Regions from separate parts of the Homo sapiens genome. Here region 1 is linked to region 2. A link is a loop called in an ENCODE intact Hi-C map of the cell type or tissue named here. Cell type or tissue: psoas muscle. All regions are shown on one strand. Links, peaks and the distances in the headings refer to the core of each region. The heading gives the core; the rest is flanking DNA. Region 1 overlaps FXR1 (FMR1 autosomal homolog 1). Region 2 holds the start of LOC101928882 (a long non-coding RNA gene).

What was found. Hi-C counts contacts between places; a loop is a spot of excess contacts. Peaks named below come from ENCODE experiments on the same cell type or tissue, not always from the same donor. Only the 100,000 strongest peaks of a DNase experiment are listed, where the experiment ranks them.
Region 1: it touches region 2 in a loop (3-fold over the local background); 5 of 110 quality-filtered maps call a loop at or near these places.

Annotation. Positions count from the first base shown.
Region 1 is chr3:180,980,017-180,984,414 of GRCh38, reverse strand. FXR1 (FMR1 autosomal homolog 1) reads right to left here. Exons shown (of 17, transcript NM_005087.4): 17 at 1,662-4,398. It overlaps DNAJC19 (DnaJ heat shock protein family (Hsp40) member C19), which reads left to right. Exons shown (of 6, transcript NM_145261.4): 6 at 1-706. Among named protein-coding and RNA genes, the nearest start is that of DNAJC19, 7.5 kb to the left of the region's middle. In psoas muscle, for the core only: no CTCF peak of the experiment used is centred there; no DNase peak of the experiment used is centred there; H3K4me3 peaks cover 558 bases; H3K27ac peaks cover 2,195 bases.
Region 2 is chr3:180,867,858-180,872,255 of GRCh38, reverse strand. It overlaps LOC101928882 (a long non-coding RNA gene), which reads left to right and starts at 2,078. Exons shown (of 14, transcript NR_109986.1): 1 at 2,078-2,209. It overlaps LOC105374240 (a long non-coding RNA gene), which reads right to left and starts at 4,074. Exons shown (of 3, transcript XR_924752.3): 1 at 3,961-4,074; 2 at 3,420-3,565; 3 at 1,540-2,188. In psoas muscle, for the core only: no CTCF peak of the experiment used is centred there; DNase peaks (open chromatin) are centred at 455, 1,705 and 2,065; H3K4me3 peaks cover 3,445 bases; H3K27ac peaks cover 3,992 bases.

The DNA.
Region 1 (4,398 bases), core at 266-4,265, 110 kb before region 2:
ATATTGTTCATTACTCATTTAGCAGATAATTTGGGACCTATGTCTACTTTTCAAGGCAAAGTGAAGATGACAGTCCTTGCTCTCAGGGAGCCCCCACTTTAATGGGAGACTGATAAACTGGTAATTAGACTGTGATAAATAGTATGATGGAAATTAGCTTAAGCTGTTTAAGTAGGGACTCTTCTTATTCGGTGGAAAGGCTGTTCCAGGTACAGGCAACTGGCCTGGCAACTTGGATACTTGGAACCTTGTATTTAAAAGTGAATTTAACCACAACTGAGACCTAAGAAATTGACCTAGGGGTGTGTGTGTGTGTGTATTCTATGTACATATAAACCATTTTTATTTCATGCATTAAAAATAGTATGATAAAGATTTCAGAGTACAGGTCTGGTACAATCACAGTTCATTGCAGCCTCAACCTCCTGGGTTTAAGCAGTCCTCCCGCCTCAGCCTCCCAAAGTACTGGGATTACAGGCATGAGTATTTACATTGTATTCAGCTAGCCCCTTAAAGGTAATGACCATTTATAAATTATTCCTTCAGTTGGCTATTTCTTGACATAATCAAACTTCTGCAATTGTTATGATTAAGCTTAAACCCTGTTAGCAAAACTGAAAACTGAAATGTTCTCAATATCAACATATTTAATTTGGACTCTTTAGAATTTATACACTAATAAATTTAAATGATGTTTAAAGGCAAATTACTTACTGTTTGTCTAACATAAAATATATAAGGATCTTAAGAGGACCTGTATAAAACATCTGGTATAAACTAGTATGTATTTCTCAACAGGAGTATTTCTTATGTGTAGCTCTAAGATGATAAATTATACTACCTACCGTCTAAACTTCCTTAAGTCATCATAAGTTTCTTAATTATTGGAGGATACAAGGACTTTTGAGGTTAAAAAAATAGTGGAGGTAATATTTATCTGCCTTATAAAGTAAAGGTATATCTGCTCTTTGTGTTTTCTATCCAATACCCTCGTTTAAAATCTGATGGAGTCTGTTATGATTTAGTGTATGATGAAACACTAGCTTCTAAGGCTTTTATGCAGGATAAATTATTTCCAGGGACAAGGAGACATGAAAGTACAGCTGGTTCTTGTTTGTGGTAATTCTGTTCTTTAAGGTGGCTATGAACACTGAATTAGCAAATAAGGAACAAGTTCCTAAGAGAAATACAGATTCTGTGACCCTTTGGTCACAATATTGTCTGCCAGTCAGTATATAACCTTGATCGACCTGTTTCTGCTTGAAAACATTCTTTAGTATTTCATTAACTTTCAATTAACAGCCAACAGCACTATAACTAACTCATGCTTGGGACATCACGGCCTTCTTTGCATTTGGGAACACTAGGTAGCATGCTTCACTACTACTCTTAGGAACCATCTTAAAACAGCAAAATCACCAACAAAAAGCACAAACATGAAACTTGGCACTAAATAGACCACAAAAAGGATATCTGTTTATGGTGTGAGAGCTTAAACAAGGTAGAGCATTGCCTTGTGCACATAAAGTGGTTTAAATTTTTTGTCACTCTGCAAATACTCACAAATGACCAGAAAAGGATGTTGATTTTGGAGTTACAAATTTTAGTGAGTAGGCAAATTCACAGATAAGGAATTCTACTAATAATGAGGATCAACTGTATTTTGGTTTACTAACCTTTTATTTCAGTCCATTGGACAAATCAAAAAATGTTTCTCTGAACAAGAGCTTTATGAAGAAATAGTTGAGACTTAAAAGAAAATTTTTCAAAGACAGATAGTGATAATATGCCGACAGGCAATGAAGCATTAACTCTAAAAAGGGAAATTTAACTTAATAGGTATAAATACTTTTGAGGGTTCAGTGCAAACAACATACCCGTTTTAAGACAGGTGTTAAGACAATGGAAACCACTTAAAAATACCAAGGAGCACAGCAGAGCACATTTTTTTCTTGCATAGTAATCAGTTTTATTTTCTCCAGGCTTACCTTTTTTAAGTAGAAGAATCCGTGTTTCATTGAAGGCTATTAGGCAAACTGAACATTTAAATGTTATCCATGTGAGGGCTCTAGATCATGTAGGTGATTGATACAAATACGATCCATAAAAAAACTTTTATCTTTTGCTGGTATTTTCTTACAAAATACTTGGATCTGTAACATTTGAGTACTTACAGTGTACTAGCACTGTGCTAAGTATTCTTCCCTTATCTCAGTAGACTAGTTATTATGATGTACATTTTACATGTGAGGAAATGGAAGTTTAGTAAGGTTAAGCAGCCAAGGCAACATGCTGAGAATGGCTGATCTTTCTCAGATCCTGAGTTCCGTTCTCTTAACTTTTTGTACTATGGCCTTCACAATTCTGATAACCTAAGCATGTTTTCCTTGATAGTACTGAGATGTGAGTCTAGTACTTATCTCTACAGATCTAGCTTGGGGCCTTTGTCTTTACTCATTGGTGCTTCCAGATATATTTTAAAGAAGGCGGCATGATTAAACACACTTTGGGAATGAGAGGTAGGTTACAAGTTAAACTTCTGCAGAAGCCAGGTAAACAGAAGCCAGGTAAATCTGAGCCTCGAGGCTTCAGCTTTCTCTGTAAAAGGGAAATATACATGACCAACTTGAAATTGTGAAGATTCTTCCACATTTTATGGCTTGGGAAACAAAAGTCCAGAGCAAATGGTCTTTTTTCTAAGGTCCCACGGCTAGTGAAACTAAAATTAGGTCCTTGGTGTCTTCTCCAATTTGCTGTTCATATTAGTCCTCATTAGAAGTTTGTGGGGAATTCCTATCTATAGCCTTCACATTAGACCTCAATATCAGAGATTTTTGTGAGTCACTTAGCCTCTTCCCTTGCCTTTACTGGCCATCTGGGTTGACATTAGAAATGAGTCCTAAGGTGCTGTATAAAAACTGCTTTGTTGGTAAGAAGTGAGCTATAATGGGTTGTCCTGGAAGTTAACTCTTTCTCCACCTTTAGTTTTAAGCAAGTTCTCCTGCCATCAAGTATTTTCCAAATGATGAGAGTACTTACGGAAACATTTAAATGGAAAACCAATGAGAACTGAGAAAAATTAGGGAACTAGCTTCTTAATATATTGCCACACTGAAAGCTGTATAAATTCAGTATACTGAATATGTATGCCCCCCCGTAAAGAAAACCTAGTATCAGAAATGTCTAAAAATAAAATTTCACGCAGGCATAATGCTTCATTTAAAGGGTTAGAGGGGTTTTAGGTTAGAATGCAGAGTTCTGTTTCAATCATGAGAAATTCTATAAGGCATCTTTCTGTTGACAGTGACCTAAAAAAAAGGTTTTGCAGTTCAGAAGCTTGTAGTAGGTTCACATTGAGTGCACAAGAACCTCCAAACATGTTAAATCTGATGAAAATTTAGAACATGAATCAACAATGTCAAAGAACAGACTAAGCTTAAAAAAACAAAACCCTGTAAATTTTATGTAAACAAAGTAAAAAAAAAATTACAATGTAGAATGCTCTCCTAGGTTTTTGGTTATGTAAAGTATCCTGGAATGAGTAACCTTGAGTACCAGTTAACTTGAATGACCTAAGCTCTGGTTTTAGTTTTTGGACTGCTGTACAGTGTGCTGTTTATCAGCTTAGAGCCAACTACTGCCTTAGCAACAAGATATATATAGGAAGAGCTTCTATCCTGTGTCACCTATTATTCCTGACCCAATAATAGAACAGTCCAATGATATGGGATAATCTGTTATGGTTAACATTTGCTAACACCTTACAGCAGTTTCAGTTAATGAAATTTCAAATATATGTTTACATTTTTCTTTACAACCTGAAGACAGCCAAGTTAGCTGAAAAAGGAAGCCTAGAGGTTGAAATGTAAGCAACCAAGCAACAATTAAGTATAAATTGTTTATCTAGAAAAACTATTGGAAAATATTTTTAATGAAAATGGTCTCTAAAACTAGAAAATTAATATGTACATTTTACAGTTAATCCAATTAAGAGGGTACAAAGGGGTAAAAAAACTTTCCCAAAAAAAAAGAACATCCCAATCACTGAAATACAAAGAAATTCAAGAAGCTAATTAGTAGCATACTTAATAGTGGGGCTGTAAGACTTGTGAAAAATTACTTTGTCCTTGTTTGGAATATCTTATAGATTGCATTCAGCATAGTTGAAAATGTCTGGGATGGATACATATGTAAAACAAACACCACTTAAATTCAGCATACTCCTTATGAGAATACTTGGGCATTTGGTTAGGTGTTGCTCAGGGTCTGACATGTGACTAGACTCAAATTACTACTGGAAGGGCCTTAAAGATACCAACTAGGCCAGCCCTCTCTGGTTGGATAAAATTGAAACCATAGAGAAAAAGTTAATAGAGCTAAAATAGCAGCTTCTAATTC
Region 2 (4,398 bases), core at 315-4,314:
AACAGAGCTGAGAAGTGGGCTCTTGTTTCCAGCTAAGGGTGGATCAGGAAGTATAAGAACAGAACATTTGGCCCATGTCATAGGAGTTGTAGTTGGAAGGGTCCTGCAGGATAGTGTCCAAAGAATCCATGAAACCAGCTTTAAGTGTGACTCAGCTTTAAACATCTGCCAAAACCAGAGAGCGCAAAGCCGTCTTAAAATAGTACCAGTCAAGGAAGAACTTTCTGCTTCCCTTTCTTCTCCTCCCTCCTCGTGTTCCAACTAAGAGGGGTCAGCTACAGCAGCTGAGAATGTGAGAAGAGGTGAACAAACAAAACAAAGATTACCATGTTCCCTTTTGCAAAGACAGATAGATGGCCTGCCACAATTACACCCTAACTGGGTAAAGGAGTGAGTGGAGGGAATCCTATTTTTATTGAAGGTTGAGGCTGAGTGCGGTGGCTGACGCCTGTAATCCCAGCACTTTGAGAGGCTGAGGCTGGTGGATCACCTGAAGTCAAGAGTTCAAGACCAGCCTCGCCAACATGGTGAAACCCCGTCTCTATTAAAAATACAAAATTAGCTGGGTGTGGTGGCGCATGCCTGTAATCCCAGCTACGTGAGAGGCTGGGGCAGGACAATTGCTTGAACCCAGGAGGCAGAGGTTGCAGTGAGCTGAGGTTGCGCCATTGCACTCCAGCCTGGGCAACGAGAGCGTAGACTCTGTCTCAAAAAAAAAAAGAAGGTTGAAGTATTGATTAACATAATGGCCTGGGCATTGGAGTTTCACCTTCTAGTCTGTGTAATGTGGTTTAAAGTGGTGATTCAACTTTGTATTGCCTAAGCATGAAAAGGAAAGTTAATCCTCCAAGGAGCCAGAAACAAATTCCTTTATTGAATATAATTTTCTGAGGGATAGTGGGAAATAATAATTTCCTGAGATCTATTGATTAGAAATATTCTATTTCTTTTGTGTCTTTAACTGCTCCCTCTATATTGGCTACTTTGCACAAGCATTTAAACGTGTTCAAGTCACCTCTATTTTAAAGAAAACACCTCATCTCCACACTCTAGCTATATTGATCTCTTGCTGTCTTCTTCCTTTTAAAGTCAAACTTCCAGAAAACATTAGGTGGGTGGCACGGGTGACTCTCCCAGGACCCTGAATTCCTGATTTCAGCAGTGGGCACATGATTCTGACTCCACAAATCATAATGAGCTATCTCTATGGGAACAGTGATTGGTCTAAGGAGTAGGTCTGTGACATAAACAGTTTCAGTCAGAGTACGTACTTCCTTGAGATTACTACTTGGAAGTTGAGAAGCCTGAAGCTCCTGGGAAACCTAGTTTTTGCCTCCACTACCTTACTGATCATGCATTTGCAAGATTAAGTATTTCCAATATTTATTATTATAAACCACATATTATATCTTTGTTACTATCGCTGTAGTATATGACCTGGAACGGCTAGACTAAGGTATATGCATATTTTTTAAAAAACAACTTTACTGAGATGTAATTCATATATCATACGGTTAATCTACTTAAAGTACACAATTCAATGGTTGTTAGTATATTTATAGTTGTGCAACTATCACTGATACAGAATGGCTGGGTTCCCAGCTAAACCCCACCCTTAAGCCTGGAATCACGGCCTTGAAAACAGCTGACCCTGTTTTTCTGCCCAAATGTTGTTTTTTTGGCCTGCCACGCCCCTATCCTGTGGCCATAAAAAAGACTTCAGCTGGCAGAGCAACACAAGCGGCTGAGCGGTGAGCAGAGAAGCAGCAAGAGTGTTGAAGACTACAGATAGACGCAGCTAACTTCAGATGGTGCGGCTTCAGGGAAAGATGACCCTCTTTCACCGTCTGCTTTCCAGTACCCATCCCACCAGGAGCCACCACTCAATCAAATCTTCCGCATACACTACTCTTCAATCCGTTCATATGACCTAATTCTTCCTGGACGCCGGACAGGTACCCCGGTGCCGAGAGGCCAGGGCTTGGACGCTGCTGTGAGGCCCGCACAGAGCCTATTCCCGCCAGAGAGGAGTGACCGGCCGGTTCCAGCATTCGGTCGCTCCGGTTCCCGCACTCGCACGCTCTGCCGCCAGGAGTGGCAGGAGGCGAGCTGAGTGAAATGAGCTGCTCCAGTTCCCGCCCACGAAGGGGGTTAAGATGAAGGGAACAATCCTGTCTCATCTGGGGGCCTGTCCAGGATATGAAAAACAGTGAGTTAAAATGAGGAACTTTTGGATCTGTGTCTTTTCCAAGACCGTGGCAACTCTCTCTTTCCTTTAGGTGAAAGGAATGTTGGTTTTGTTTCCCGTCACAGAGGTCTAGCAGGTCTGAACCAGGGGAGGGATACAGTGATTAAAGAAACCCATTTCAACAGAGCAAGAGGCTCTTCCCTCAGGTCCCCCCAACTTAGAGATACTTGAAGCTTTTTTTCTTTTCTAAGCGAGAGGATTCTTTTCCTACCTCAGCACTTTGCTTATGTTAGGGAGGCAACAGAGGAGCAACCCCTCCTGGCTGATAACTGCAAATTTGGCAAAGTCCATGTGGGACTTAAATCTAAATGAATCCATGCAGCCTCTGAAATACCTTCTTTTTTGGTCTCAAACTTGATTCTAAACTTCAGGTTGAGGCCCTAGAAAGGAAAACCAGATCTGAGGGAACCGAAGCCACGCAACAGTCCCAGTGTAAATGGGCAGGACCGATTCCTGCCAATTAACCCCCCGCTTCATGCAAGGAAGCCATGCTCCATGGTATAAATGAGGCCCAGGGAACTCAAAGGTTGTCGACAGTAGGGGAGGTAGAAGCACAGATGAGTGTGCGTAATTCCTATTTTCTAGGCCCTCCCTGCTTCCTGGGTGCAAGCCACATTGGCACCCATGGGTGGCACCTGCCAAGGTTGCCGAGACTCAGACAAAAAGAACAGAAAGGGAGAATGCCCGCTTTCTTTCTCCCTCACACCTCGAAATTTCACTGAAAGAAGAAAGGGAATGAGAGACGCCAAATTCCCTGTCTTTCAGAATGGGCAACCAACAAACGTGACCACCTCCAGTTTATACTTAGAAATGCACCCTGGGACCAGATAGTACTTTAGGGGACCTCCTGAAAGTAGCCACCTTGGTCATTTAGACACAAGGAAGAGGCAGAAGCTTTAATGACCACCATGCAAGCCCACAGACCCCAGAATTCCTCAGGTTCACCTGTTAACTGCCACAGATGTGACAAGAGCACTTATCTCTCTCATAAAGTTTAACTTCTCCCATACAAGGTTTAATTTCTTTCACCAGCGTGAGACAGCTTGGGGTACAATGTTACTAGTATATTTCACTTTTTATTTCTGTAATATTTCACACTAGATTCTTTCCTTGTATAATACATGTTTGATCCATGCATATTTGGCCATGTAAAGCTTGTTTTTTCTCTCACCTCGAGGCCATCAAAGCTCCAAACAGGCAGGCAGCCAGAGCCTCGGACTATGGCTCCCTTTCGCTGGGGATCCTTGGGTAGACTTCTGGGAGGAATCCAACTGCCGCTTTCGTTAAACAACGGAAAGACTGGTCGTTGTCCATATCCTAATGGCAGTTAGATGTGCCTCTTCAGAGGGGGGAAATGATACAGAACGGCTTGGCTCCTGGCTAAACCCCACCCTTAAACCTGGAACCACAGCCCTGTGTGAAAACAGCTCACCCCATTTTTGCCCTCAAATGTTGCTTTTTGGCCTGCCATGCTCCTATCCTGTGCCCATATAAAAAAGACTTCAGCTGGCAGAGCAACACAAGCGGCTGAGCGCCGGGTATATGCGCAGCAAGCAGAGAAGCAGCAACTGAGTGTCAGAGACTACAGATAGACGCCGCTAACTTCAGATGGTGTGGCTTCAGGGAAAAATCACTTTCTTTCCGCACCATCCCCTTTCCAACTCCCATCCTGCTGAGAGCCATTACCCAGTAAAATCTTCTACATACACTACCTTTCAATCCGTGTGGGTGACCTAATTCTTCCTGGATGCCAAACAAGAACTCAGGTGCCGAGAGGACAGGGGCTTGGATGCTGCTGTAGGGCCCGCACGGAACCTGCTTCCGCCAGAGAAGAGTGGCCAGGTCCAGGGTTCATTCTCTCCAGTTCCCACACTCCCTTGCTGGCACACTCTGTCTCATGAGGAGTGGCCAGTGGCAGGCTAAGTGAAATGAGCCACTTCCATTCCCACCCACGAAGTGGGTCAAGGGAACTATCCTGTCTCATTTCTATAATCAAGTTTAGAACATTTTTATCACCCCAAAATAATATTCTATGCCCATTAGCAGTCACTCCCCATTCCAACCCCAGTCCTTGGCAACCACTAATTTACTTTGTCACTGTAGATTTGTCTATTCTGGACATTTCATATAAACGAAATCATATAATGTGT